Regions from separate parts of the Homo sapiens genome. Here region 2 is linked to region 1. A link is a loop called in an ENCODE intact Hi-C map of the cell type or tissue named here. Cell type or tissue: dorsolateral prefrontal cortex. All regions are shown on one strand. Each heading gives the region's core, and the rest is flanking DNA. Links, peaks and the distances in the headings are about the cores only.

The links. Hi-C counts contacts between places; a loop is a spot of excess contacts. Peaks named below come from ENCODE experiments on the same cell type or tissue, not always from the same donor. Only the 100,000 strongest peaks of a DNase experiment are listed, where the experiment ranks them.
Region 2: it touches region 1 in a loop (8-fold over the local background); 107 of 110 quality-filtered maps call a loop at or near these places.

Annotation. Positions count from the first base shown.
Region 1 is chr1:24,823,332-24,838,701 of GRCh38, forward strand. It overlaps CLIC4 (chloride intracellular channel 4), which reads left to right. Exons shown (of 6, transcript NM_013943.3): 4 at 3,679-3,785. Among named protein-coding and RNA genes, the nearest start is that of CLIC4, 86 kb to the left of the region's middle. In dorsolateral prefrontal cortex, for the core only: CTCF peaks have their summits at 7,537 (motif pointing left), 7,736 and 8,803; no DNase peak of the experiment used is centred there; H3K4me3 peaks cover 365 bases; H3K27ac peaks cover 2,754 bases.
Region 2 is chr1:24,683,258-24,698,627 of GRCh38, forward strand. No RefSeq gene overlaps it. Among named protein-coding and RNA genes, the nearest start is that of SRRM1, 48 kb to the left of the region's middle. RefSeq lists an enhancer at 481-775 and a silencer at 12,248-12,367. In dorsolateral prefrontal cortex, for the core only: CTCF peaks have their summits at 5,467 (motif pointing right) and 5,667; a DNase peak (open chromatin) is centred at 5,494; H3K27ac peaks cover 479 bases.

The DNA of each region.
Region 1 (15,370 bases), core at 5,421-10,420:
CCACTTTGCTAAAAAACTTTGAGACTTGGATTTTTAACTGAAACAGCCTAGATATACTTAGCTAACTTACTGATAAAAGGATAAAATAGAAGGAAGCGAGATAAATTTGGAGGGGCATGCTATAAAATGTTATTAAACCTTTTTTAAAAATGAGACATACAGGCCGGGTGTGGTAGCTCACGCCTGTAATCCCAGCACTTTGGGAGGCCAAGGCGGGTGGATCATGAGGTCAGCAGTTTGAGACCAGCCTGACCAACATGGTGAAACCCTGTTTCTAATAAAAACACAAAAAATTAGCTGGGCGTGGTGACGGGCGCCTGTAATCCCAGCGACTTGGGAGGCTGAGGCAGGAGAATCGCTTGAAACCGGAAGGCGGAGGTTGCAGTGAGCGGAGATTGCGCCACTGTACTCTAGCCTGGACAATAAGAGCAAAACTCTGTCTCAAAAAAAAAAAAAAAAAAGACATACAAAAAAGGAATTTACAAGGCTAATCAGCCTTCATTTTTATATTTACACCAGAAAGGAGAAAATGCCTGAGATCTTTCCTAAAAGCATGGAAACATTCTTAGCTAGTCTAAAATGTTAAGAGTCTGTGATGTAAGCAGAATTAAGGACTTATCTGAAAGTCTAAATACCCTGGGTGCTCATGTCTATTCTGTCATTGACACTTAGCCTTTTATTATTTGCCTCCCTTTTGCTAAGTGTTAAAATGAGTTCTCACAATAATTGAAAACCATTGCTTGATCAAGCTATTTGCTAAAGCCAATAATAATGCATAAATTACAATGTAATGTTTGGGGAAGATGCAAAAAAGTTGATTTTGAACCTACTGGTTTAGAATTTGATTTATCTTTTAGAGATAATCTAATCTGTAATAGAAACAAACAAACAAACAAAAACACTAGACCTGGGGACAGGAGATTTCAGTTTTAGTTTGTCAATACTTTTTTTTTTTGAGACGCAGTCTCGCTCTGTCACCCGGGCTGAGTGCAGTGGCATGATCTCTGCTCACTGCAACCTCTGCTTCCTGGTCTCAAGCAATTCTCCTGCCTCAGACTCCTGAGAAGCTGGGATTACAGGCACCCGCTACCATGCCTGGCTGATTTTTGTATTTTTAGTGGAGACAGAGTTTTGCCATGTTGGCCAGGCTAGTCTCGAACTCCTGACCTCAATTGATCCGCCCACCTTGGCATCCCAAAGTGCTGGGATTACAGGCATGAGCCACTGTGCTTGGTCTCGTTTGTCAATACTTTTAATTAGCTGAGTGATTTGGGGGCCAAGTGTGTAAGCTTTCTGGAACATAATTTCCTTTTAGGTAAAATGAGAGATCTGAGGTGAACATTCTCTTATAGCTATACTATTCTGTGCATTAAATTAATAGTACAGGCTGGGTGCAGTGGCTCAGGCCTGTAATCCCAGCACTTTGGGAGGCTGAGGCAGGAGGATCACTTGAGCCCAGGAGTTCAACACTAGCCTGGGCAACATGGGGAAACCTCGTCTCTACAAAAAAATACAAAAAGCTAGCCAAGTGTGGTGGCACATGCCTGTAGTCCCAGCTACTCAGGAGGCTGAGGTGGGAGGATCGCTTGAGCCCAGGAGGTTGAGGCTGCAGTGAGCAAGATCCTGCCACTACACTCCACCCTGGGTGACAGAGGGAGACCCTGTCACACACACACACACACACACACACACACACACACACACACACAAAAGTACAAAATTAGTAATACATCTCAGAGGGACAACAGGGCATATTACAAGAATTACACTGTATGTATGAATGATGAATATATAAATGATCTGTAATTCAAGCCTGCCTTCCCGAAAATTATTTTAAGAACTATGAGGCTTACTTCATTAGTACAATTAGGTACAGCTAAATAGTGGTTGCGGAAAAGGAGAATTTGGGAAACTTGGCTATAGGAAGACATAGATGTATTGAAAAGGCATTATGTTCACTGCGCTATTTTTTGTTTGAAATGAGTCAATGATGGTCCTGTATCACAAGCAGTACAAACATTTAAACTGGAGGCTTGTTTGTATAGTCAAGGAAAATCCAGGGATGGTGGATCTGTGATTAACTGTTTCAGCCCAGGCAGAAACAAAGAAAATGGAGAGGGTAAAGGGCCCTATAGTTGGCGATGTGTGGTTAATGTATGGCTAGATAGATATAGATATCTAAATTCAGGTGAAACTCACTGTAATTTTTACAGAAAAACTCTTTATGTAAATAATTGTGTTTATAAGATAAATCTTTAAGCTTAAAAAATGAGAGCTATCTAGAGACTAGGTACACTTATTAAAAAAGATGTCTTGAGCATATAGGTGTTCCATAGATATTTTATATCTTCCTTACCAATATAGTACTCTGCCCAATATTTAGAAGATATATCTCTTCCTGAATTCAAAATAGTAAACAGAAGATACATGAATATAAAAGCTGAAACACAACTTGCAACTGAACTGAATTTTGAAAACTACTTCCCCTTCGTTTTTAAAGAAAGCTGGCAAGACAATGTCTTCAAATAAATGAGTTGAAATAATTAGTACACTGTAAGGTTTTTTCTAAAGTCTTATTGCTCCCAAGTCCATTTTCTAGTGACGTTTTGCAGGACCTTCAAGCTGATTAATCTTCCCTAAAATGGGGCTAAGAATCTGAATTCTTCTAGCCCTGACTCCTGGGGCTGACATGAGTCCTCCTAAAGGGAAGATGAATAATTGAGCTTTTTCATATATTTTCCAGTTTGAAGAAGAAATATACACAGAGTATGTGTGTTTTAAATCTAAACAGTGAAATATACATTTTTGTGTGTGTTTTAGAAAGCTGGTGTATTACATCTGTTCTAAAAGTAGAAAAATTTGACAACACAATAGAACACTTGTCAGTGTGCTTTCTGACATCTCATTTTGTTGTTGTTCGGTGCTACCCTCATAAATATTCTAGGGAATGTGTAATATAAGGGAGGTTTTGGGAAATCCCAGGTGTAGGTTTCAAGCGATTGATCCGCCTCCTTTTGTTTTTGTCCTTAACCTGCTATGGGTGATCATGATGCTTGACCAGCCTAGGCGCTTTTCCTGCCGTTGGGGTTCTCTGGCTGGTTTAGTGCAGGACATACTAAGGATCTGGTTGGCACTGCTGTTTGAGAAGGCGCGTGAGCTGTGCTGTCTGGTGACTACTGAGCACTTGAAATGTGACTAGTGCAACTGAGGAAGTGAATTTTTAATTTTGTTTGTGATTAATTTAAATTCATATTCAAATAGGTACATGGCACTAGTGGCTACTGTACTGGACAATGAAGATAGAGAACATTTCCATCATCACAGAAAGTTCTCTTGGACAGCACTGCTCTAGCAATCTCATTCCAAGACTCCCATTGGCCTGGCAGAAATCTCTGAACAAGTCAACTGTTTCCCCAGCATTCTAATTTATCAGATGGAGGTGGAGTGCACATGCCCTGTGGTTGCCAAGAATATTAATATGTGAACAAAAACATAGTGCAGAGCTTTGTCTCGTAAGGAAAAAACAGTTTTTAAAAATACCATAGAAAACAAATGATGGTATTTCTTATAGTAATAACTATTAAAAGACGTCTAGTAACTGCTAGCATGGTGGTTTGAGAGAACTTATGCTAATTCATCTTTGAAGGATCTATAATCCATATCACTTTTTCTATTTAGGTACTTAAAGCTTTCACCAAAACACCCAGAATCAAATACTGCTGGAATGGACATCTTTGCCAAATTCTCTGCATATATCAAGAATTCAAGGCCAGAGGCTAATGAAGGTAAAAAACAAAAACTTGAATTAACATTGCAACAAAAAACCCCAAACAACAACAGGCTGTTATTATGACAGTGATTATAAATGAGTACTTTAGAGTCCAGCCATTCCCATAAGTAATAAAAACTGTCTTTCAGAGTTGGTCAGAAATTGGACAATAAACTGGAATAAGTCCCTATGTTGCTATTTTTCCATGTTTCTAGCTAGTAGCACAGTATATAGTAAGTGTGTGATAAAATGCTTCTTGAATGAAGTTTATTTCATCTTATTTTGAGAAGTTACTGTGAAGGGAGCTAGGCAAAGAATTAATGGTGCATCAGAAACAGTGGATTGTGTGGTTGTGGTGGTTTAGCATAGATTGGTTGAGCTTAATTTAAACTGTAACTAAATGTTTATTGTTGAGTGCCTGCAGCCTAGAGTCAGTCTGAGGTTTTTTTTTTTTTTTTTTTGCTTTGTTTTGTTTTTGTTGTTGTTGTTTTTGCTAATTACCCTTGAGCAATGTTTGGAGTTGCTTTAAGAGGGTAATTAGACATACTATCCTTCCAAATTTCTCTGCATCTTCAAGCTGGAATTTCATTTTCAAGTCATGTTTTCGCGGTAAGAGTTGTTTAGGTAGTACAGATGCAATTTTCTTTTATTTATTAAAGGACACTATTTTTATTATTTTATTCACCAAATGAATGTATAGTGTAGGGAGGTCTCTTTGGAAGAGGTTCCATTCAGTGAACCTTGTCTTAACTACAGCATTTAGTAATTTCCTTTTCTCTTCGGGATGTTAAGCAGAGTTCTCTCTGGGGAAAACTGTGTAGCACACATTAGTGTTTATTTGAAAGTAACCCAATAACCAAAAATGCTAGCTTCTAAAAATATTTATCATAGTTCCAGATAGTTTCCTAGCTTGAGTGGGATTCTTTTGAGAAGAAGTTTATGTCAGCAAATGAACAAGAATACCAAAGGGGAAAATATCAGTGCTGGTTAAACAAGAATGAATATCTTTTTAAAAAGTGAAATACTTGCTAATTTCCTTATGTTATTTCAGTACTATTATTATAAAATGCTGCAATTTTAAAATTTAGTATTGGATTCCAATGTCTTTTGCTCTTGATTTTTGGAATAATACTTAACTACATGAAATGTTTTTCTACAGTGAAGGGAAAAAAGGGAAAAATGTTAGTGCTCAGGTCTGGCTTGTATCTGTTAATAATGTATTCCAGTAGCTGCCATGGTTTGGAAGCAATTTTCTTTAGTAATTGGCTTTTTTTTTTCCTGACTAATGTTTCTGTCTAAGCAATTTATACATTAAGCAAGTGGTTATGTTGGAGCCCCTCCTTTCCACAGACAGTGTCTTTTCTGTTCTGCGCTTCATGCGAGCTAACTGTTCTTTTCATAAAACTACCCTTTTATACTTAGATGCCCCTGCTGCATACTTCTTTGAACAATCTTAGTTACAGTTATGTTTTTATTTTTCCATGTGGTTTTTTGGGAGTTGGAGGGTGGTTAAATTTCTTCTGACACTTAGTGGGGAGGAGAAAGGAATAAAATGTGTTTGCTTCCCCTTTGAGGGATGAGGATGGGGCGGGGTGGGGGTGGGGCGGGAATAAAAAGGTTAGAAAGTGACTCATTTAAGTATAACTTTGTATTCTATTTTTTCCCTATCAATTTGTTATTATCTTAAGTAGCCACCTACTCTTCCTGTCCTCAGAATGCTGTAACCAATAAGAACAAACAACATAATATAATACATGGTACATAATCTAGAAGGCTTTATATTAAATTACCTGCTGGTAAATAAAAGTTCCAGTTGCCAAGCAACTTCTCTCCACAGGGACCTGTTGAGGCCATGACACTTTAGAAAACAATATTTCAAATCACTTTGGAGCTTAATGGGCCCTCCTTATGTATGTTTGCCGCAGGCCTCAGATCCATTTAGTGCAATCAAATGCCTTTAGTAGTCCTAGGAAATTAGTGATTCTCCTTTTTATTTCCCCCAACCCCCACCCAGATGCTGACAATTTACACAGAGATGAATTTGTCGTTTTACATGGTAAATCAGAGTAGACAAGTCTGATTAGTTTTACCACCTATTAAATATTTTCAAAATCCAATATGTTTGGACAATTTTAAGACCTTTTAGGACTTAATTCTAAGTAAGGGATTCAATGCCTGAATGCTACAGTTTTGGGCTAATGAAACTGAAATAGAAGGGCTAGTGGTTAGGTTGGGGTACAAAGTAAACAAGTAAAATGTGAAGAATAAAGGGAGAGACACTGATGATAGATAGATAACACATATATAATTCTTTTGATAACACGTTCAAGTTGATTGGGAGTAAAAGTTTATGTAACCATTTAGGCAGTCAAAGAGAAGCTCATGGGTAATTTCTTTTGTGGGGATGTATTAAGTATGACCTGTCCCCAGATCTCCTACTTTTTTTAAGTTCTGTGATGGCATTAATTTATGTAATTTGCTAAGGTCCCAACTGTGACTAGTCATTGATATTTATAATACTCAGTCATTGATATTTATAATACTCATAAAAGAGATGTGAACTTAGCATTGTTGAATGTACTCTGAGGCATATTTCATGATGTCCAAATTCCTATATTTAGATGGAGGCAAGGAATCTAGAGGTTCTGATTAGTTCCTTTTTATTCAGGATCCTCTCCTTTCTCCTCTCCCCACTACTCCTGCCTTTCTCTCTGGAAAAGTGTTGGAAGTCAGAGGATGGTTGTGCATTATTGTAGCAGTAAGCCTGCATTGTATATTGAATTATCTTTAAATACCCATTACCTCTTTCTATTTTCCACTGATGTGTAACTTAGCCTTAAAACTTGTTTGTATAAGGTTACCCTTTATTAAGACTGCGGTAGGTAGCTTGAAAATATGGTTTTATCCATGTCAGTGCTTACAATTTTTAGTCTTTGTTTTAGTCATTGTAAATTATCTTGTTTTTCAATAACCGAAGTGCTCTTATTACATTTAATGTTTTCTGCCTTGAATTTTACTCATTCAAATCATACAAATAACAGAGAATACATGATTGTTGAAAAAGTTAAAATAGTATAGAAATAAATTTAATAAAACTTAATTGCCCCTCTTTAATCACATTACATGACCTCTTCAACAATTTAGTGTTCTTTTTTCTATGTAATTTTGCAAACATTTCTGTAAGTACGTATTATGTGCATACATTATGCAGTTATACTTTTCACTTATATGGTAGAAATGCTTCTATATCAAAATATAGATCTACCTCAATTTTTAGAAATTCTGCTTTGTATTTTATAATATGGATTTTCATTTAACCATTTCCATGTTGATAGACATCTAGATTGTCTCAAGTTTTTTTTTTTTCTTCACTATAATAAACAATGCTGCTGGTGAATGTCCTTGAGCTAGATTCCAAATAGTTCAAAAAGTTTGTGCATTTTAAATTTTGCTCTATTTTGCTAAATTGTTCTCCAAAAGTCTATACCAGTTTATATTCCCACAAACATGAAAGTATTCATTACCCTACACTTAGGACCCTGGTGTGTGTTAATCTTTGTAATTTTGCTGTGTTCTCTTAGACAAGAAAGGGTGTTTTGACTTTCATAATTACTTTTAAACTGATTTTGTTGCTCTGTTGCACTTAAAAATTTTTTGAGAGCTTTATGAAATAGCTTCTTAGGGATACCAGCATTACTACATCGGGGTATTGGAGAATAATAGTGCTACTTATTAGCTATAAGACAGGGAGCTACTTTGTGATGGCTTGCTACTGCCTTCTAGTGGTTAATTTTGACATTTTCTTTATATTTACATACTCCTTTGTGATGATTGGTCTTGAAAACTGTATTGTGTTTATTGAATGATGCTGTTTAGTACTTTTTGATATTTCTGTTTGTGTTTGTTTTATTGGCCATACCTTATGTTGATACATATAATTGTATCAAACTAATTCATCATTCTTTGTTTTCATTAATATACCCTTGTTATGACATTCTTAACTATGAAAAATTACTAACACCGTAGTCAGGTATAGCAATTCGACTTCATCAGAAGTGCTTTGCTAAGTACAAAATTATAGAGAAAACAGTCATTGTAATGTTATGCTAGACTCTTAATTTTCTTTTGAAAAAAATTTATTTAAATGAGACAAGGTCTCACCACATTGCCCAGGCTGGTCTTGACCTCCTGGACTCAAGCAATCCACCCAGCTTGGCCTCCCAAAGTGCTGAGATTACAGGCGTGAACCACTGTGTCTTGCACTGACGAATACTATGTTATAAACCTTGTAAATTTAGGATATTTGATTTTTATATATATAATTCAGGAAAAACATTAATTTAGAGCAGGTCTAAGGTTAAACATTTGCTCAAAAACTTGTCAAAACACTCAAATAGCATTTGAGACAATAATTCAATGTTTGAATTCAGGCAACATTATCTTCCCCACAGACTGATTCCATTCATTGTAATCTGATCAAAGAACAAGTCCTTGTACTCTAATATGTTCTTGTTCTGCATTCACTACTTTTATTTTTTTGGTTTTTTGTTTGTTTTGTTTAAGAGTCTTGCTCTGTCACCCAGGCTGGAGTGCAGTGGCACGATCTCGGCTCACTGCAACCTCCACCTCCCGGGTTCAAGTGATTCTCCTACCTCAGCCTCCTGCGTAGCTGGGACTACAGGCGTGCACCACCATGCCTGGCTAAGTTTTGTATTTTTAGTAGATACGAGGTCTCATCATGTTGGCCAGGCTGGTCTTGAACTGCTGACCTCAGGTGATCTACCTGCCTTGGCTTGCCAAAGTACTGAGATGACAGGTGTGAAGCACCATGCCCGGCCATGCATTCACTGCCTTTAATAAGAAGCATATTAACTCTTGTTTTACAACCTTGAGATTCTGCTCTCTCCTTTTCTCTTTTTTCCTCTTAAATATACCCATAGAAAGTGTTTCATCGTTTCCTGGAATTCTTACTGACCTAGCTGTTTCTCACATTGTATTCTCCTGTTAATTTATAAACTTTACATTTCAGCTAACTATATGCATTATTGCTGGCCTGAATATAATTAATAAAAATTTATGTTTATTATTTTATGTTTTTGATTTTTTATTTTTTTTATTTTTTATTTTTTTTTTCTTTTGAGCAGTAACGTTTTATTTTTTATTTTTTTATTTTTTATTTTTTTTATTTTTTATTTTTATTGATCATTCTTGGGTGTTTCTCGCAGAGGGGGATTTGGCAGGGTCATAGGACAATAGTGGAGGGAAGGTCAGCAGATAAACAAGTGAACAAAGGTCTCTGGTTTTCCTAGGCAGAGGACCCTGCTGCCTTCCGCAGTGTTTGTGTCCCTGGGTACTTAAGATTAGGGAGTGGTGATGACTCTTAACGAGCATGCTGCCTTCAAGCATCTGTTTAACAAAGCACATCTTGCACCGCCCTTAATCCATTTAACCCTGAGTGGACACAGCACATGTCTCAGAGAGCACAGGGTTGGGGATAAGGTCACAGATCAACAGGATCCCAAGGCAGAAGAATTTTTCTTAGTACAGAACAAAATGAAAAGTCTCCCATGTCTACTTCTATCCACACAGACCCAGCAACCATCCGATTTCTCAATTTTTTCCCCACCCTTCCCGCCTTTCTATTCCACAAAACCGCCATTGTCATCATGGCCCATCCCCAATGAGCCGCTGGGCACACCTCCCAGACGGGGTCGTGGCCGGGCAGAGGGGCTCCTCACTTCCCAGTAGGGGCGGCCCGGCAGAAGTGCCCCTCACCTCCCAGATGGGGCGGCTGGCCGGGCGGGGGGCTGACCCCCCCACCGCCCTCCCGGACGGGGCGGCTGGCCAGGCAGAGGGGCTCCTCACTTCCCAGTAGGGGCGGCCGGGCAGAGGCGCCCCTCACCTCCTGGATAGGGCGGCTGGCCGGGCGGGGGGCTGTTCCCCCCACCTCCCTCCCGGACGGGGCGGCTGGCCGGGCAGAGGGGTCCTCACTTCCCAGTAGGGGCGGCCGGGCAGAGGCGCCCCTCACCTCCCGGACGGGGCGGCTGGCCAGGCAGGGGGCTGATCCCCCCACCTCCCTCCCGGACGGGGCGGCTGGCCGGGCGGGGGGCTGACCCCCCCCACCTCCCTCCCGGACGGGGCGGCTGGCTGGGCAGAGGGGTCCTCACTTCCCAGTAGGGGCGGCCGGGCAGAGGCGCCCCTCACCTCCCGGACGGGGCGGCTGGCCAGGCAGGGGGCTGATCCCCCCACCTCCCTCCCGGACGGGGCGGCTGGCCGGGCAGGGGGCTGACCCCCCCACCTCCCTCCCGGACGGGGCGGCTGGCCGGGCAGGGGGCTGACCCCCCCTCCCCCCTCCCGGACGGGGCGGCTGGCCGGGCGGGGGGCTGACCCCCCCACCTCCCTCCCGGATGGGGCGGCTGGCCAGGCGGGGGGCTGACCCCCCCACCTCCCTCCTGGGCGGGGCGGCTGGCCGGGCAGAGGGGCTCCTCACTTCCCAGTAGGGGCGGCCGGGCAGAGGCGCCCCTCACCTCCCGGACGGGGCGGCTGGCCAGGCGGGGGGCTGACCCCCCACCTCCCTCCCGGACTGGGCGGCTGGCCGGGCGGGGGGTTGACCCCCCCACCTCCCTCCTGGACGGGGCGACTGGCCGGGCAGAGGGGCTCCTCACTTCCCAGTAGGGGCGGCCGGGCAGAGGAGCCCCTCACCTCCCGGCCGGGGCGGCTGGCCGACCCCCCCCCCCCCCCCCCGCCTCCCTCCCGGACGGGGCGGCTGGCCGGGCAGAGGGGCTCCTCACTTCCCAGTAGGGGCGGCCGGGCAGAGGAGCCCCTCACCTCCCGGACGGGGCGGCTGGCCGGGCAGGGGGCTGACCCCCCCCACCTCCCTCCCGGACGGGGTGGCTGCCGGGCGGAGACGCTCCTCACTTCCCAGACGGGGTGGTTGCCAGACGGAGGGGCTCCTCACTTCTCAGACGGGGCGGTTGCCAGGCAGAGGGTTTCCTCACTTCTCAGACGGAGCGGCCGGGCAGAGACACTCCTCACCTCCCAGACAGGGTTGCGGCCCAGCAGAGGCGCTCCTCACATCCCAGACAGGGCGGTGGGGCAGAGGTGCTCCCCACATCTCAGACGATGGGCGGCCGGGCAGAGACGCTCCTCACTTCCTAGATGGGATGGCGGCGGGGAAGAGGCGCTTCTCGCTTCCTAGATGGGATGGCGGCCGGGCAGAGACGCTCCTCACTTTCCACACTGGGCAGCCAGGCAGAGGGGCTCCTCACATCCCAGACGATGGGTGGCCAAGCAGAGACGCTCCTCACTTCCCAGACGGGGTGGCGGCCGGGCAGAGGCTGCAATCTCGGCTCTTTGGGAGGCCAAGGCAGGCGGCTGGGAGGTGGTTGTAGCGAGCCGAGATCACGCCACTGCACTCCAGCCTGGGCACCATTGAGCACTGAGTGAACGAGACTCCATCTGCAATCCCGGCACCTCGGGAGGCCGAGGCTGGCGGATCACTCGCGGTTAGGAGCTGGAGACCAGCCCGGCCAACACAGCGAAACCCCATCTCCACCAAAAAAAAACGAAAACCAGTCAGGCGTGGCGGCGCGCGCCTGCAATCGCAGGCACTCGGCAGGCTGAGGCAGGAGAATCAGGCAGGGAGGTTGCAGTGAGCCGAGATGGCAGCAGTACCGTCCAGCTTTGGCTCGGCATGAGAGGGAGAGGGAGACGGGAGAGGGAGAGGGAGACGGGAGAGGGAGAGGGAGACGGGAGAGGGAGAGGGAGACGGGAGAGGGAGACGGGAGAGGGAGAGGGAGACGGGAGAGGGAGACGGGAGAGGGAGAGGGAGAGGGAGACGGGAGAGGGAGAGGGAGACGGGAGAGGGAGACGGGAGAGGGAGAGGGAGACGGGAGAGGGCGAGCAGTAACGTTTTATATTGATTTTTTATTTTTAAGTGGCTTGTTTCTCTTGTCACTTCTGTAGTTGAGCTCTGCTAATGTCTCAACTTTATTTTACTGGGTTCCAGTGCCCTCTGCTGGTTATGTTTCATCTAAGAAATAAGCTAACTTGATCATTGGCTATGGCTAGCATGATCCTTTAATAATAAAATGGGTAGATCTTTGACCTTGCCACTTATCACTTAGGTAGGTAACACATTCTAATTTGTTTGATATTTTCCTAAGTAAAAAATATTACCGGGTCAGGTGCGGTGGCTCACGCCTGTAATCCCAGCACTTGGGGAGGCCAAGGCAGGTGGATCGCTTGAAGCCAGGAGTTCGAGACCAGCCTGACCAACATGGCATAACCCCATCTCTACTAAAAATACAAAAATCAGCCAGGCGTGGTTGCTCACGCCTATAATCCCAGCTACTCGGGAGGCTGAGGCAGGAGAGTCACTTGAAACTGGGAGGCGGAGGTTGCAGCGAGCTGAGATTGCACCACTGCACTCCAGCCTGGGCGACAGAGTGTGAGAATCTGTCTATAAATAAATAAATAAATAAATTTTAAAAATGTAGAATTAAATACATAACAATAATAGCATATAGGACAGAAAGGAGGTTAATGGGGTTCTAAGGTCTTTGCATTATCCTGGAAGTGGCAACAGTTATAATTAAACTTTAATGAGTCAAGGAAACAAAGACTAGAAAAGGATGTATATTAAGCTAATAGAGGTGGAAATAGAGGAATAATTTTTAAAAATGTAATCCATAGGAAGGTAGGAGAGAAGAAAAGAACACAGAACAGGTGGACAAATAAGAAGTATATAGCAGATTTGAACCAGAGTTTTTAGTAATGACATTGAATATACATTATTTAAATATTCCAAATGAAAAAACAAAGTTTACCAACTGGATTAAAAACAATGTTGCTTATGTACAAGACTGTATCTATCTGTCTATCTATGAAACACACAAATACATACATGAAATGTGGATCCAGGAGAGCTAAAAATGAAATAGTATAAATACTAACCTAAAGAAAGTTGACAAAGCCACACTGACATTGGATGAAGTAGACTTTAAGGAAAGAAGCATTATGAGATAATGAAGCGTGTTCCAGACTGATTTAAAAAGGTTAATCAGGAAGATAAAATAATTCTAAACTTATCTTACCAAATAACTAACCTGAAAATATAAGCCAAACTGACAGAACTAAAAGAGACAGATCAATCCACAGTCATAGTGGGGGATCTTAACTTACCCCCTTAGTAACTGTTAGAATCAACCGCAAAAGGAAAAAAATGAGAAGATAAAATTGAACAATACAGTGAACAAATTTAATCTCATATATGTATATACATATCTCACTGTACTTCAGAATATACTTTTGTTTTTCAAATGCACATGGAACAAAATTGATGGTAAAGCTGGGCCATAAAACAAAGCTAAAAATTTTTCCAAAAAAATTGAAAACGAGGAATGTTTCTCAATCAAAGAAAATATGATAGATATCAATAACAAAAGTACAGCTAGAACGGGGCACAGTGGCTCATGCCTGTAATCCCAGCACTTAGGGAGGCTGAGGTGGGCAGATCACTTGAGCTCAGTAGTTCAAGACCAACTTTGGCAACATAGCTAAACCCTCTGTCTACAAAAAATACAAAAATTTGACAGGTGCAGTGGCATGTGCCTATAGTCCCAGCTACTCAGGAGGCTGAGGTGGGAGGATCGCATGAGCCCAGGAGTTCGAGGTTGCAGTGAGCCGAGATCGTGCCATTGCACCCCAGCCTGGGTGATAGGAGTGAAACCTTGTCTCAAAAATGAAAAAAACAAAAGCTACAGCTAGAAAGTTTCTACATGTTTGAAAATTAATTAGTATATTTCTAAATAATCCACAGATTGAAAAAGAATAAAGTGATGAAAATACAGAATGTCTACATTTGTGAGATATGGCTAAAACTGTGCTTAGAGGGAATTTTTTAGTTCCAAAAGCCTATATTAGAAAAGAAGAGAGCTAAATATTGGTGAAGTAAAAGTTTAGAAATACTAAAGAGCAGAATATAAGGAAGTAGAAAACAAACATGACATTGAACAAGGAAGCTAAAAGCTGGTTCTTTGCAAAGTCTAACAAATAAAAAAAATGGATAAATCCTTGAAAAGAAAAATCAAGAAAAGTGAGAGAAGACAGCAAAAACCAATATTGGAAATAAAAAGGAGGATTGCTACAGATCTTACATTAAAATGATTTTTGGAGGATATTATGAAAAAATTTATGCTTATAATTTTGAAACTATTGGAGAAATTTACAGAAAGTACAGTGTAACAAAATTGACACAAGGAGGAATTAAAAATGTGAATATTCTTATATCATTTAAATTTCTTATAATTAAAAAGAAAACTCCAGATCCAGATGGCTTCACTGTTGAACTCTTCCAAGCATTTGAGGAAGAAGTAAGGTTATACTTTCATATACCTTTCCAGGGAACAGAAAAGAGGGAATGCTTTCTACCTTGCTTTTTGAGGGCAGGGAGCCTTGATACCAGAACCATACAAGAACATCAAAAGAAAGGACAATTTCAAGCCAATCTTTCTTTAATATAGATGCAAAAGTCTGAAATAAAATATACCAAATCCAGCAACATAACAAAAGGTAGTACAACCAAGTTGGGTTTCTCAGGAATGGAAGATTGTTTAAAAATTCAGAAATCTGGCCGGTTGCAGTGACTCACACCTGCAATCCCAGCACTTTGGGAGGACCAGGCAGGCGGATCACTTGAGGTCAGGAGTTCGAGATTAGCCTGGCTAACATGGTGAAACCCGGTCTTCTCCGCAGACTATTCCTCCTACCTATCCTTTAAATGATGTTCCTTAGGGCTTTCTCTAGGCCCTCTGCTTCTCCTTTACTCCATGGTTTCGGTGTTCATTTATGTTCTCATAACTTCTAAACACGTTGCTCCAGCTCAGTGCGTGACACTTGAAACCATATTTGTCTGTCTATTGGACATCTCTACTCACATGTCTTACAGGCACCTCAAACTCAGCATGAACTCATCTCCGTAGCCCCTAAATCGGTTTCTCCTTGGGAAGGTAAATGGCTCAGTAAATGACACCAGCATTCACCCTGGGAGTCTTTAGTTTGTTGACCAGCTTCTCTATACTACCCTCTGTCCCCAAGATCTAAACTCTCTGAGGATAGGAATGTATTAGGTTTTATTCAACAGTGAATTTAACAATCCTTAGAATAAGACTTGGCATGTAGGAGGGGCTCAATTATATTTTGTTGAATACATCTTCCCCCCTTTCTCCATATTCACTTTGGTTTCTGAACTCTGTTAGTTTTTATTTCCTAAAATCCGTTCATTCCTTTTTATGCCTATAGCCCCTTACCTAACTAAGACTACCATCTATTACCTGGACTACCATGAAGGGACCAAGGGCTGAGTGGGTGGCTGCAATTTGGAAGAAGAGGTTTGGGGTTAGGACATATGTACATTGCTGGTAAAATATCTAAGATGCAGGCCTTTACCTTTTTCCTTAAAGGACACAACTGAATTCAGACTTAAAACTACATGGTTTGCCACCTCATGATATTTAACTTTCTTTTATGGCCAGTTACCACAATCATCTGTGTAAGTTCATCTATTCTGAGAGTGAGGGGGAAGGTGGCTTTGGAAGGAAA
Region 2 (15,370 bases), core at 5,439-10,438, 140 kb before region 1:
TAGCTGGGTGTGGTGGCACGTGCCTGTAATCCCAGCTACTCAGGAGGCTGAGGCAGGAGAATTGCTTGAACCTGGGAGGCTTGTAGTGAGCCAAGATCATGCCACTGCACTCTAGCCTGGGCGACAGAGCAAGACTGTCTTAAAAAAAAACCAAAATAAAAATAGGGGCCGGGCGCGGTGGCTCATGACTGCAACCCCAGCACTTTGGGAGGCCGAGGCGGGCAGATCATGAAGTCAGGAGTTCAAGACCAGCCTGCTCAACATGGTGAAACCCCATCTCTACTAAAAAATACAAAAATTAGTTGGGCGCAGTGGTGCACTCCTGTAATCCCAGCTACTCGGGAGGCTGAGGCAGGGGAATCGCTTGTACCGGGGGAGCGGAGGTTGCAGTGAGATCAGGCCACTGCACTCCAGCCTGAGCAACAGAGTGAGACTCCGTCTCAAAGAAAAAAAAATTAGTTCTTGATTGGCCGTACATTGTTCTTTGTATCACAGATTCCAAGAGCATGAAGATAGTGGGTGAGGCAGCTAGTCAGGAACAAAATGCCTTTGAACAGTTGCCCCGGAGCATGGGGTTGTGGGGAAGAGGGATGACTAAAGTCCCATGCTCCTATATCTGTGAGCTTGATAAATGTTGCATGACTCACATAGCTCAGACTGCCCCGAGCTTTTTTTTTTTTTTTTCTCTCGGGGTTTCTGCCAAGATGCTGACCCTTATATTTCATGTCTATCAGAGAGGAGGAGCTGATGGGTGCTGAGTCCCAAGAGAAGCACCCTGTTTGCAGAGGGCTATGGATACCTCTCACCAGATGGGGCAGGAGGAACGACGGGAACAACTTAATATCAGTAGAATTGTAAACTCCTTAGCTGGAAGCTACCTTAAGGAAGTGTTTCACAGACTGTAGGTTGAGACCCATGAGTGAATTGTAAAATTTAATGTATCACAACTAGCATTAAAAGAAAAAGAAAACAATAAACTTGAGTCTGAATCGCATATAGCGGGTTAAGTATTGTTTCATGGATCGTGTATATATATTCATGTATGTGTGTGTGTGTGTGTGTATGGGGTTGCAATATTAAATGTATTCTAGACTGGACATGGTTGCTCATGCCTCTAATCCCAGGACTTTGGGAGGCTGAGGCAGGTGGTTCACTTGAGGCCAGGAGTTTGAGACCAGCCTGGCCATCATGGTGAAAACCCATCTCTACCAAAAATATATATATATACAAAAATTAGCCAGGCGCGGTGGTACACACCGTAGTCCCAGCTACTTGGGAGGCTGTGGCATGAGAATTACTTGACACCCAGGAGGCGGAGCTTGCAGTGAGCCGAGATCGCGCCACTGCACTCCAGCCTGGGCAACAGAGCAAGACTCTGTCTCAAAAAAAATAAAAATAAAAATAAAATAAAAAATATTCTAGACCAGGCACAGTGGCTCACGCCTGTAATCCTAGCACTTTGGGAGGCTGAGGTGGGCAGATCATGAGGTCAGGAGTTCAAGACCAGCCTGACCAACATGGTGAAACCCTGTCTCTACTAAAAACACAAAAATTAGCCAGGTGTGGTGGCAAGCGCCTGTAATCTCAGCTACTCAGGAGGCAGAGGCAGGAGAATTGCTTGAACCCGGGAGGTGAAGTTTGCAGTGAGACGAGATTGTACCACTGTATGCCAGCCTGGGTAACACGGTGAGGCTCCGTCTCAAAAAAAAAAAAGTATTCTAATGCGATTTATAATTAACAAAATCAAAACTATCTACTTTATAGATATCTAGGCTGCCAGTTTTTAAACTGGCCTGCAGAGTCCTTAGGAGGAAGTTATAGTTCAAACTTTCTCTGTAAAATAGAGCCACTAGTAGGACCTAGCCAAAAAAAAAAAAAAAAGTGAAAACCACTGATCTGGGCCAGGCGCGGTGGCTCACACCTGTAATCCCAGCACTTTGGGAGGCCGAGGCGGGCGGATCACGAGGTCAGGAGATCGAGACCATCCTGACCAACATAGTGAAACCCCGTCTCTACTAAAAATACAAAAAATTAGCTGGGCGTGGTGGTGGGCGCCTGTAATCCCAGCTACTTGAGAGGCTGAGGCAGGAGAATTGCTTGAACCCAGGAGGTGGAGGTTGCAGTGAACCAAGATCGCACCATTGCACTCCAGCCTGGGTGACAGAGCGAGACTCCATCTCAAAAAAAAAAAAAAATAGTCTAAAGCCCCGAACTAACTAGCCCAAGGTCCCCACACTCCCACACACCATAGCAAACTCATGGCCCCGGCACTTTCCCACTCTATCACACTGCCTCAGCCAGGGTGCTCGTAAAATTGCCCAACTTCTGTTGTAGTGAAGGAAACAAAGACCAGGTGAGGTCAGCCAGGGCGTCTGAAGTAGGAGGAGAAGTGGTTCCAGTGGACCCTGGTAACATGGAGTGAAAAGCCGCACCTGGGAAAAGGGTGTGAAACAACGGTCCTTATGAAGTTCAGCATGTGTTTCTTCACCAAGACCCTCCTCAGTGCACAACCAGGCCCGGGGCTTCTGGCATTTTAAACGTGGGGGCTTGGCTTCTGTAGCCAACCAGAGGGAGGTGCCAAAGCCTAACTGGTCTCAGCCCGGTCGGACCCACCCAGGCAGTAGGGATTTGCCGAGCATCCGCCAGGTGCTCATGGCTGGTTCAAGGCTCATACCCTGGGATTTCCCACTTTCTTTCTTTTGCTTTTCTTGCTTCTTGCTGTTTCTGCCTGGAATGTCCTTTTTCTTTTGGTGGGGGGTGGCCAGGGCGGGGGCCGGTGGGGGCAGAGTCTTGCTCTGTCGCCCAGGCTGGAGTGCAATAGCGTGATCTCAGCTCACTGCACCCTCCGCCTCCTGGGCTCAAGTCATCCTCCCACCTCAGCCTCCTGAGTAGCTGGGACTATAGGCGGATGCCAGCAGGCCCAGCTAATTTTTGTATTTCTGGTAGAAGTGGGGTTTGGCCACGTTGCCCAAGCTGGTCTCAAACTCCTAAGCTCAAGCAGTCCTCCCACCTTGGCCTCCCAAAGTGCTGGGATCACAGGGTGGGCCACTGCACCTAGCCTGGTATGTCCTTTCTTGTCCAAATCTTTGTTGGACTTATAAATGCATTTAATATGATATTTTCTTTTCTTTTTTTTCTTTTTTTCTTTTTTTTTTGAGACAGAGTTTTGCTCTTGTCGCCCAGGCTGGAGTGCAATGGTGTGATCTCAGCTCAACGCAACCTCCGCCTCCCGGGTTCAAGTGATTCTCCTGCCTCAGCCTCCCGAGCAGCTGGGATTACAGCCATGTGCCAACCACGCCCGGCTAATTTTGTATTTTTAGTAAGACAGGGTTTCTCCATGTTGGTCAGGCTGGTCTCGAACTCCCAGCGTCAGGTGATCCACCCGCCTTGACCTCCCAAAGTGCTGGTATTACAGGTGTGAGCCACTGTGCCCGGCTATAGCATACATTTTAAAAGTGTTTTCTATGGCCAGGAAAATTGGAAAATAAATAAAAGTCACCCCTATGCCAACATCAAAACACAGCCACAGTCCTCCCCGTTGTAAATTTCTTACCCAGTCATTTAAAAATAATTTTAGATGCCTTTTTTTTTTCTTTCAGACAAAGTCTCGCTCTGTTGCCCAGGCTGGCGTGTGCAGTGGCATGATCTTGGCTCACTGCAACCTCCACCTCCCAGGTTCAACTGATTCTCCAGCCTCAGCCTCTCCAGTAGCTGGGATTACACGCATGTGCCACCATGCCCGGCTAATTTTTTTTGTATTTTTTTAGTAGAGACGGGGTTTTACCATGTTGACCAGGCTGGTCTCAAACTCCTGACCTCAGGTGATCCACCCGCCTCGGCCTCCCAAGGTGCCAGGATTACAGGCATGAGCCACTGTGCCCAGCCTAATTTTTGTGTTTTTAGTAGAGACAGGGTTTTGCCATGTTGGCCAGGTTGGTCTGGTATTCCTGGCCTCAAGTGATCTGCTCTCCTTGGCCTCCCAAAGTGCTGGAATTACAGGCGTGAGCCACCGCGCCTGGCCTTATAGGATATTTTCTAATTTTAAAAAGACATGCTCATTTTTAGAGAATTTGGAAAACATAAAAATCTAGAGAAAAAATTATTGGCAATCCCACCATCCTAATATAATCAAAGACACCTGTCCTAGGTCAAATGTCCTACCTGGCTACACCGAACCCACCCTGAGCTCCTCTCCTCTAATATATAAAATGAGTCAGGTTTTTTCTCTATAAGTACATTCATAGCTACAAATATCAGGATCATACCAGATACACATAATATTTAATATTCTTTTTTTCACTGGGCATAATATGAACTAGAATTATAGCATACTTTTTTTTTTTTTTTTTGAGACGGAGTCTTGCTCTGTCGCCCAGGCTGGAGTGCAGTGGTGCAATCTCGGCTCACTGCAACCTCCACCTCCCGGGTTCAAGTGATTCTCTAGCCTCAGCCTCCCGAGTAGCTGGGATTACAGGAGCGTGCCATGCCCAACTAATTTTTTTTGTATTTTTTAGTAGAGACAGGGTTTCACCATGTTGACCAGGTTGGTCTCGAACTCCTGACCTCAGGTGATCTACCCGCCTCGGCCTCCCAAAGTGCTAGGATTACAGGCGTGAGCCAGCATGCCCAGCCTAATTTTTGTATTTTTAGTAGAGACAGGGTTTTGCCATGTTGGCCAGGTTGGTCTGGAACTCCTGGCCTCAAGTGATCTGCCCGCCTCGGTCTCCCAAAGTGCTGGAATTACAGGCATGAGCCATCACACCCAGCCAGATGCTTCTATTTATTTAAACTTTAACCTCTGTAGGTCAAATGGTAGTGATGGTACCCACCTTCACAGGGTTTTTGTGAGCATTAAATTAGACAAATGAAACACAGGCCCTGTCCCAGCGGAGATCATGGCATGTGGGCAGGGGTCGAGGGTGGGAGCCAGGGGACACTCAGGCAGTGATAAAACAAGGTGACTGGTGACACAGAGAGGGGAGCTGTGCAGTGTAGCAGTGGTCAGCAGTCCTGCAGCCAGCTTCTCAGCCACAGACATACTTACTGTGAGACCTGGGCACATGACTTCACCTCCCTCAGCCTCCTCTGTTTCCTCTTCTGTTAAATGGGCATGGATTCAATAACATCATACAGGTAGAGGGCTTAGCTCATGCCTGGCATGTCACAAGGGCTCCATCAATGACAGTTTTCAGTGTTCCATCAAATCTTACATACGTGCAATTGTAGGATGCACCACCACCTATTAAACCACCACCGCATTCATTGTAAGACGTATCTGACTTTAGAGAGGTCAAAATACAGGGGAAAAAAGTCTTAAATTTCACTATATCCAGTGTCATTATTCAGAAGGGTCTGGGACACTGAGGTAGGGCTCCTGAGTTAGCTCAGGGACACACTCATCCGTCACTCTCAATTTCTTCGTCTCTGTCCCTCTCTCTGGCCTTCTCTTCGTTTTCTGAGCCTTCCACTAGGTGGCACCCGGGCCTGGGTGCCTGCTGTGGAGCTGATGCCCTGAGGTCAGTCCTGCCCCTCCGGCTTCTCCATGCTTTCTTCCCCTTTCCTTTTTCCTCCTCCCCACCTTTTATCCTGCAAGTGGGAGGCTTTGATTCAGTGCTCAGAGGTTCCCTGTAGGATTGCAGAACTTGAAGAACAGCTACAGGGCTCCTGCCGTCCACTGGCTCCAGCCCATCCCAAGCGGGAATTCCTTCCCAGCAAGTCCCCAGCTCTCACTTGCATACCTTCAGTGGCAGGAAACTCACTACTTCATGAGGATCCCGTTCCATCGTGGTCATGCACTTGGGCTCTGAAGACGCTCCCCCGAGGGTCCTAGGGAACCCACTTTCTAGTCCTTCAACAGCAGGCGACTTGGGCCTTTGTCTACTTTGTGTACTGGGGAGTCCCCAAGGCCTGGCACAGGCGAGGCATTGAGTGAATGAATGACAGTCAATGAACACACTCAGTTGTTCTGTGCATCTGTTTCATTACCTGTGAAACAGGGTTAATAATAGTATTTACCTCATAAGGCTGTGAGGATTAAATGAGACAGGACCTCTAAACAGGTTTAGTGCCATGCCTGGTACATAATAAATCCTCAGCAAATATTGTTTTCCTCTTATTTTTTCTCTTCTTTAATAGCTACAGATAGCTCTACTCTTTTTTTCTTTTTTTTTTTGACGTGGAGTTTCGCTCTTGTTGCCCAAGCTAGAGTGCAGTGGTGTGATATTGGCTCACCGCAACCTCCACCTCCCAGGTTCAAGTTATTCTCCTGCCTTAGCCTCCTGAATAGCTGGGATTACAGGCATGTGCCACCATGCCCAGCTAATTTTTGTATTTTTAGTACAGATGGGGTTTCTCCATGTTGCTCAGGCTGGTCTCCAACTCCCGACCTCAGATGATCCGCTGGCCTTGGCCTCCCAAAGTGCTGGGATTACAGGTGTGAGCCACCACACCTGGCTGCCATAGCTCTGCTCTTATTATCTGAAAGATCTGTTTTAGAGCAAAGTGATTCTGATTTTTTTTTTTTTTTTTTTAGACAGGGTCTCATACTGTTGCCCAGGCTTGGAGTACATGGCATGATCACAACTCACTGCAGCCTCGACCTCCTGGGCTCAGGCAATCCTCCCACCTTAGCCTCCCAAGTAGCTGGGACTACAGACGCATGCCACCATGCCTGGCTAATTAAAAAAATTTTTTTGTAGAGACTGGGTTTTTCATGTGGCCCAGGCTGGTCTTGAACTCCTGGGCTCAAGCGATCCACCTGCCTTGGCCTCCCAAAGTGCTGGGATTACAGGCATGAGCCACGGTGCCCGGCCTGATTCTAATTCTTAAAATTTTCACACAGGCTGGGTGCGGTGGCTCCCACCTGTAATTCCAGCACTGAGCCCTTACTGCATCTCATTAATTCTTCCACCTGTGTTCCTGGGCATTCTTCTCCCATTTTATAGATGAAGGAACCAAGGCACACAAAGGTCACATAGGCTGGGCGCGGTGGCTCACGCCTGTAATCCTAGCACTTTAGAAGGCCAAGGCAGGCATATTGCTTGAGCCCAGGAGTTTGAGGCCAGCCTTGGTAACATGGAGAAACCCCATCTCTACAAAAAAATTAGCCAGGCGTGATGGCACGCACCTGTAGTCCCAGCTACTCTGGGAGCTGAGGCAGGAAGATCTCCTGAGCCTGGGAGGCAGAATCTGTCTCAAAAAAAAAGAAAGTCACATAGCTGGTGAGCAATAGAACCAGGATTTAGATCTTGTCTGTCTGACTCCAGAACCCACCCCTTCACCTCTAAGCCTTATTAGTAGAGACAGGGTTTCACCATGTTGACCAGACTGGTCTCGAACTCCTAACCTCATGATCCACCCGCCTCAGCCTCCCAAAGTGCTGGGATTACAGGTGTGAGCCACCACGTGCCTGGCCTTTTTTTTTTTTTTTTTTTGAGATGAAGTCTCACTCTGTCATCCAGGCTGGAGTGCAGTGACACAATCTTGGCTCACTGTGAGCCGGGTGTGGTGGCACGCACCTGTAGTCTCAGCTACTCAGGAGGCTGAGGCAGAAGAATCGCTTAAGCCCGGGAGGCGGAGGTTGCAGTGGGCCAAGATCGAGCCACTGCACTCCAGCCTGGGTGACAGAGCTAGACTTCCAGTCAAAAAAAAAAAAGATCCTCATAGGAGCACGAACCCTACTGTGAAGTGTGCATTTGAGAGATCTAGGTTTTGTGCTCCTTATGAGAATCTAATGACTGATGATCTGAGGTGGGAAGATTTCATCCTGAAACCATGCTCCTGCTGCCTGTGGAAAAATTGTCTTCCACAAAACTGGTCCCTGGTGTCAAAAAGGTTGGGGACTGCTGCTCTAGAGGATGTTCTGGGGCCTGTGGGGAATTTTCTGTTCTGAGCCTTCCACGTACTACCCCGATGTCATGGCTATTACATGGCTTCCCAGCATATGTTCCCTGTCTCTCCCACCATCAGAGCCATATTGGGCTCTACTGGAATTCTATGCTAGTGGGTGGGGTTGGTAGCACTCTTCCAGGGTGGGCTCTGATGACCCTGGAGGAGAAGCCATATGCATCCAATCTCTCTAGTCACAGAAATGAACACTACCTCAGTCAGAGCCAAGGATTTGCCAAGAGAAGTCAGTGGAGCTTTTTGAGGGAGAGAAGCTGCTTTTCATTTCTACAGGAGTACTGGAAGAGGTACTCTCTTTCCCTGGACAGTGTGTTAAGGGGATGTGAGAGCTAGAGATGCAGTAGCTCTTATTCCCAAAAATTTCTGTTGAGAATGAAGTCAACATACAGAGGAAGGCAGAGCCCAGAGACTTCAAGAAGAAAAAGAACCTAGGCCAGGCACAGTGGTTCACACCTGCAATCCCAGCACTTTGGGAGGACAAGGCGGGAGGATCGTTTCAGCTTGTGTTCAAGACAAGCCTGGGCAACATTGTGAGACCTCTTCTCTACTAAAAAAAAAAAATCTTTTTTTATTAGCCAGTTACTTGGTCCCAGTTACTTGGGAGTCTGAGATGGGTGGATCACTTTAGCCCAGGAGAATCGCTTGAATAGAGGCTGCAATGAGCCGTGATTGCACCACTGCACTCCAGCCTGGGCAACAGAAGGAGACCCTGTCTCCAAAATAAGAAAAAAAGAAAACAATGAAAGAAGAAATAGAACCTAGTCTGTGGTGTTATTAGTTACTTATTGCTGTGTAACAAATCACCCCCAATTTAGCAGTTTAAAACATTTATTGGGCCAGGCGCAGTGGTTCATGCCTGTAATCCCAGCACTTTGGGAGGCCGAGGCAGGTGGATCACGAGGTTAAGAGTTCAAGACCAGCCTGGCCAACATGGTGAAACCCCGTCTCTACTAAGAATACAAAAATTAGCCGAGCGTGGTGGCAGGCGCCTGTAATTCCAGCTACTCGGGAGGCTGAGGCAGGAGAATTGCTAGAACCCGGGAGGCAGAGGTTACAAGGAGCCAAGATCGGGCTACTGCACTCCAGCCTGGGTGACAGAGCAAGACTCTGTCTTGAAAACAAAAAAAAACAACAATAACAAAAAACATTTATTATCTCCCAGAGTCGCCAGAGTTGAGGATTGGAAATTGGAAGAGATCCCAATTAGTGGTTCTGGCTCAGGGTCTCTAATGTGTTTATAGTTAAGATGTTGGCTAGGGGTGCAGTCATCCACTTCCAAGATGGGGCTGGAGGATCCACTTTGAAGATGGTGCACTCATGTGGCAATTGGCAGGAGGTCTCAGTGCCTCACCAAGCGGGCTCTCCATAGCAGCTAGCTTTCCCCAGAGCGATGATGACGATGACGATGACGATGATGATGATGATGATTGTGTGTGTGATAGAGAGAAGGAAGCCACAGTGCCTTCTACAACCTGCACACTATCATCTTTGCTTTTTTTCTATTCATTAGAAGCAAGTCACTATGTCCAGCCCACAGCCAAGGGAAGCATAACTAGGATTCCTTTTAAAGGAAGTGCCAAAGAACGCATGGACTGATTTTAAACCACACCGTAGTGACGCCACTCGAGCTGCTGGAGGAAGCCCTCACCTGAGGACTCACCTCGAATCCAGTTAATTCCCCTTATGGTGAAGCCAGTTTGACCTAGGTTTTCTAAGTCATACCATTCAAAGAATGATTTTTATCTTCCTCATCTTATCCTCCAGATCTGCCTTGTCTGACTATGCTCCTTTTATGGGCAGTGGTGGGAGCTGGGCCCAGACTCTAGGGGAGGAAGGGTGGACCCTTCTCACCTTCTCAGTCTTTGGTCCTATTTTTTTTCTTTTTTTTTGAAAAGGGGTCTCACTTTGTCACCCAGGCTGGAGTGCAGTGGAGCTATCATGGCTCACTTGCAGCCTCAACCTCCCAGGCTCAGATGATTCTCTCACTTCAGCGTCTCAAGTAGTTGGGACTACAGTCTCACACCACCATATCTGGCTAATTTTTTTGTATTTTTAATATAGATGGGTTTTCGCCATGTTGCCCAGGCTGGTCTCGAATTCTTGGGCTCAAGCAATCCTCCTGCCTCAGTCTCCCCAAGTGCTGGCATTATAGGCGTAAGCCACCACATTTGGCCTTGGTCCTTTTTTTTTGTTTTTTTTTTTTGTTTGTTTTTGTTTTTGAGATGGAATCTCACTCTGTTGCCCAGGCTGGAGTGCAGTGGTGCGATCTCGGCTCACTGCAAGCTCCCCCTCCTGGGTTCACGCCATTCTCCTGCCTCAGCCTCCGAGTAGCTGGGACTACAGGTGCCCACCGCCACTCCTGGCTAATTTTTTGTATTTTTAGTAGAGACGGGGTTTAACCGTGTAAGCCAGGATGGTCTCAATCTCCTGACCTCGTGATCTGCCCACTCGGCCTCCCAAAGTGCTGTGATTACAGGTGTGAGCCACCAAGCCCGGCCTAATTTTTGTATTTTTAGTAGAGACGGGGTTCCACCATGTTGGCCAGGCTGGTCTCGAACTCCTGAACTCAGGTGGTCTGCCCACCTTGGCCTTCCAAAGTGCTGGATTACAGGTGTGAGCCACCATGCTCAGCCTTGGTCCTTTATACTACAAGCCTGGGCAACATAGTGGGTACACACTACTGTCCCATGGCCACCAGTGATGCTGGGTACAGGAAAACCACATTGTTCTATGGACTCCTGACCATGGTACTCATCCTTCCACTGGCCACTCCTGCTAAGACATGGCTTTTCCATCCTGTAATTGCCCTTAAACATTGGGCAACAATTTCCAGGTCTCTCTGGGTCAGTCCCTTCGGGGGAAGGAAGACAGAGGAATCATGTGGCCAGGTGGGAAGAGCTCTGGGCCAGCTTCCACTCAGCCTTGCTGTGTGACCTTGAGGAAGTCCCTGCTCCTCTCTGGGCCACAGTTTCCTCCTTTTTGAATGCAGAAGGTTGTATTAACATATCTGAGGATGCTTTGGGGTTTTCTTAGTTCACTTCTGTCCAGAGAAGATGATGAAATTTTAGGAGCAGCCTCACTTCCAACACACCGGGTCTTGCGTGGTCATTCATACCCCGGCAGAGAAAAAGCTGCATACTTCATGCCCTTTGCCCTTCACCATCTCATCTGATCCTCCCAGCAGCCAGCAAGGACACGGGGCAAGGCACTGGAGGCAACAGAGGCTCAGCAGCAAGACAGGGTACGTGCAGAGAGCTGCGGGACAGACGTGGCCTCACCAGCAGGACCCGTGATTAAACAGCAGCTGTGGTTCACTAAGTGCTTTCTGCTTATTATGTGCCAAGTACTTCACATGTGGCTGCTTTGTGTCATTCTCACATCAAACCTGATGGGTGGTTACTATAATTATCTCCTTTTACAGATAAGGAAACTGAAGCCCAGAGGGGTGGAGTAACTAGTCCAGCAAAAGTAAGCCATGTAACTGGGATTCAAATTCAGCTTGAACATCTCAGCACTCATCTGTTTTCGATCACATAACACTCCCTCTAGGCATTCACAGGAGCTCAAGGATAGGAGTAGGGAGGGGAAAGCTAGGAGTCCGAAGACTTGAGGGGCCAGGCATGGTGGCATGCACCTGTAATCCCAGCATTTTAGGAGGCTGAGGTGGGAGGATGGCTTGAGCCCAAGAGATCAAGGTTGCAGTGAGCCGTGATCGTGCCACTGCACTCCAGCCTGGGAAACAGAGAAAGACTATGTCTTGGAAATGGTAGAGGACCTTTAAAAAATAAAGAATAAAAAAGTACAAAACCAAAGACTTGCGCAGATGCGGTGGCTCACGCCTGTAATCCCAGCACATCAAGAGGTCGAGGCGAATGGATCACCTGAGGTCAGGAGTTTGAGACCAGCCTGGCCAACCTTGCGAAACCTCGTCTCTACTAAGAATACCAAAATTTGTCAGTTGCGGTGGCAGGCGCAGTGGCGGGCGCCTGTAATCCCAGCTACTTGGGAGGCTGAGGCAGGAGAATCGCTTGAACTCGGGAGGCAGAGGTTGCAGTGAGCCAAGATCACACCATTGCCATTGAACTCCAGCCTAAGCAACAAGAGCGAGATTCCGTCTCAAAACAAAGCAAAACAAAACAAAAACAAAGACTTAGGTTCACGAACAAACTCTGAACACTTACTAATTCTAAGGCCAGGGTAAATCTTTCATCTTGCTCAGCCTCAGTTTCCTTATCTGTAAAATGGGGATCATAATTTGTCATCCAAATTGTGAGGATTGGGTAAAAACATTTTTAATAAGGGCATGTATGTGAGCATCCCCCATGTATGGCAAAGAAGTTGTCTAAATTTAAGAGGTTGTTGTTTTTCTTAATCTCAGAGCAGGAGCCAGGGCAGGAAGTAGGCAGGCTGATTAGGGCGGCCAAGTGTCCCTGCCCAAGAGTGACTACTTCCGTCCCTGGTGTTCTTCATTAAGTCCCCAGGAAAGGAGGAGGGTGGGCCGGAAGAAAGGGCAAAGCTCTAGGTCCTTATCTAGAACTCTGCCTCCATGCAAGAGCCCTCCAAGGGAAGAGAAGTTCTGGATTATCACCACTGAGCTCCAAGCATGCCAGAGGGCTCAGCAGGGAGAAAGTCTGTCAGCACCTGACCCAGCAACAGCTGGGGAGAGGCCTGGATGGGTAGGTTGCATGCCTCCCCCTCAGCCTGTGTCATGGCCCTGCCCTGGCCTCATGGTCCAGGACTCAGTCCCCATAGCCTGTCCTACCAAGGGGAACACCAGACTCCAGCACTGCGATGCACAAATGCCAAACCCTCCCAAGGGGCAGCTTTGGCAAGTGACTGGAACTGGAGTCAGGAGGCGCCGGCTCTTGTTCTGGTTTTGTCCCTTCTCCTCGCTGGGTATCAGCATCCCTACTGTGGAATAAGGGACATTCCCTCGAGGGCATTTACATAGTGTGGATCTGGCGTACCACTTGCTACCCCTGCCACAAAGTGTTGTTCCTTGTGCCTTCTTCCTGGGCTGCTGGAGAAAAGGCTCATGCCACATGTGCTGCCCTCTCTGGGTGTGGTCAACAGCTCCCCAGCCCAGGACACTCAAGTGTGACACCCAGATGACACTCAAGTCATCTGTGTCATTTTCTGTTTCTGGTGCTTCCTGAATTCCAGTTCTTTCTTGTTCCCAAGTAGATGGAGAGCTCCCTGAGGACAAGCAACTGGGGTCTCCTTACCCCTCCCCAAGAACTAGGGCTTAGCACAGAGTAGACCCTCAGGGCTGGTTAGCAGCTGTGCTGTTGGGCCATCCTTGAGGCCCTTGATGAACATGGCCTCCATCACCAGTGCCTGTTGCAGCGTTCTGGCCACACAGGGAGGAACCCCAGTTTCTGCTCCTGGTTCTGCTCAACTCAGTCTGCAGGACTTTAGGCAAGGCTCTGTCAAAAGCATCTGTGGTTTTTCAAAATGTGCCAGGTGGAGGCCAGGCGTGAAGTGGATAATCCTCAGGGGCAGATGGGGACTGGTACTCCAGCCCTCACCCCACCATCCAGAGCTGCTCCATTCTTAGCTTTTAGCTTTTACACACTGGGATTCCACAATAGTGACTTCGCAGCTTCACAGAGGTAAAATTGACATACAATAAACTGACATATTGACATAAAATAAACTGACACATTGAGCATGTAAAATATACTTTTTTTTTTTTTTTTTAAAGACAGAGTCACACTCTGTTGCCCAGGCTAGAGTTCAGTGGCGCAATCTCTGCTCACTGCAGCCTCTGCCTCCTGGGTTCAAGTGATTCTCCAGCCTCAGCCTCCGGAGCAGCTGGGATTACAGGCATCCGCCACCATACCTGGCTAATTTATTTGTTTTTTTGTTTGTTTTTGTTTTAGAGACGGAGTTTCGCTCTGTCGCCCGGCTGGAGTGCAGTGGCACAATCTCAGCTCACTGCAACCTCCGCCTCCTGGTATCCGGAATTGGTTCTTTCCGGTGGGTTCTTGCTCTGCTGACTTCCAAGAATGAAGCCGCGGACCCTTGCAGTGAGTGTTACAATTCTTAAAGATGGTGTGTCCAGAGTTTGCTCCTTCAGATGTTCAGATGTGTCTGGAGTTTCTTCCTGCCAGTGGGTTCGTGGTCTTGCTGACTTCAGAAGTGAAGCCGCAGACCTTTGCAGTGAGTGTTACAGCTCTTAAAGGTGGTGTTTCCAGAGGCGTTTGTTCCTTCCAGTGGGTTCATGATCCCGCTGACTTCAGGAGCGAAGCTACAGACCCTCACAGTGAGTGTTACAGCTTTTAAAGGTAGACTGGATCCAAAGACTAAGCAGCAGCAAGATTTATTGCAAAGAGCAAAAAAACAAATCTTCTACAGCAAGGAGAGAAACCCAAACAGGTTACCGCTGGGAGCTCAGGTGGCCAGCTTTTATTCCATTACTTGGCCTCGCCCATGTCCTGATGATTGGTCCATTTTACAGAGCACTGATTGGTCCATTTTACAGAGTGCTGATTGGTCCATTTTTACAGAGTGCTGATTGGTGTGTTTTTACAGAGTGCTGATTGGTGCGTTTACAAACCGTTGGCCAGACACAGAGCTCTGATTGGTGTGTTTTTACAGAGTGCTGATTGGTGTGTTTACAAACCTTTAGCTAGACACAGAGCGCTGATTGGTGTGTTTACAATCCTGTAGCTAGACAGAAAAGTTCTCCAAGTCCCCACCTGATCCAGAAACCCAGCTGCCTTCACCTCTCACCGGGTTCAAGTGATTCTCTTGCTTCAGCCTCCTGAGTAGCTGGGACTATAGGCGCCTGCCACCATTCCTGGCTAATTTTTTGTATTTTTAGTGGAGATGGGGTTTCACCATGTTAGCCAGGATGGTCTCAATCTCCTGACCTCCTGATCCGCCCACCTCAGCCTCCCAAAATTTCTTTGTATTTTAGTAGAGACAGGGTTTCACCATGTTGGCCAGGCTGGTCTCAAACTCCTGACCTCAAGTATTCTGCCCTCCTCAGCCTCCCAAAGTGCTGGGATTACAGGCATGAGCCACGGTGCCTGGTTAATTTGATAAGTTTTGACACATAGACACACCAGTGAAACCATCAACACAATGAAGATGGTGAGCACATCCTTCACCCTCAAAAGTTTCTTCATGTCCTGGCACCACAGCTCATGCCTGTAATCCCAGCACTTTGAGAGGCTGAGACAGGAGGATCGTTTGAGAATAGGAGTTTGAGACCAGCCTGGGCAACATGGCAAAACCTCATCTCTACAAAAAAATACAAAAATTAGCTCGGCGTGGTGGTGCGAGTGCACACCTGTAGTTCCAGTTACCTGGGAGACTGAGGTGGGAGGATCACCTGAGCCCAAGAGGTCAAGGCTACAGCGAGCCATAATTGCGCCACTGCACTCCAGCCAGGGTGACAGAGCTGGAAAAAAAAAAAAAAGTTGGCCAGGCGCAGTGGCTCGCACCTGTAATCCCAGCA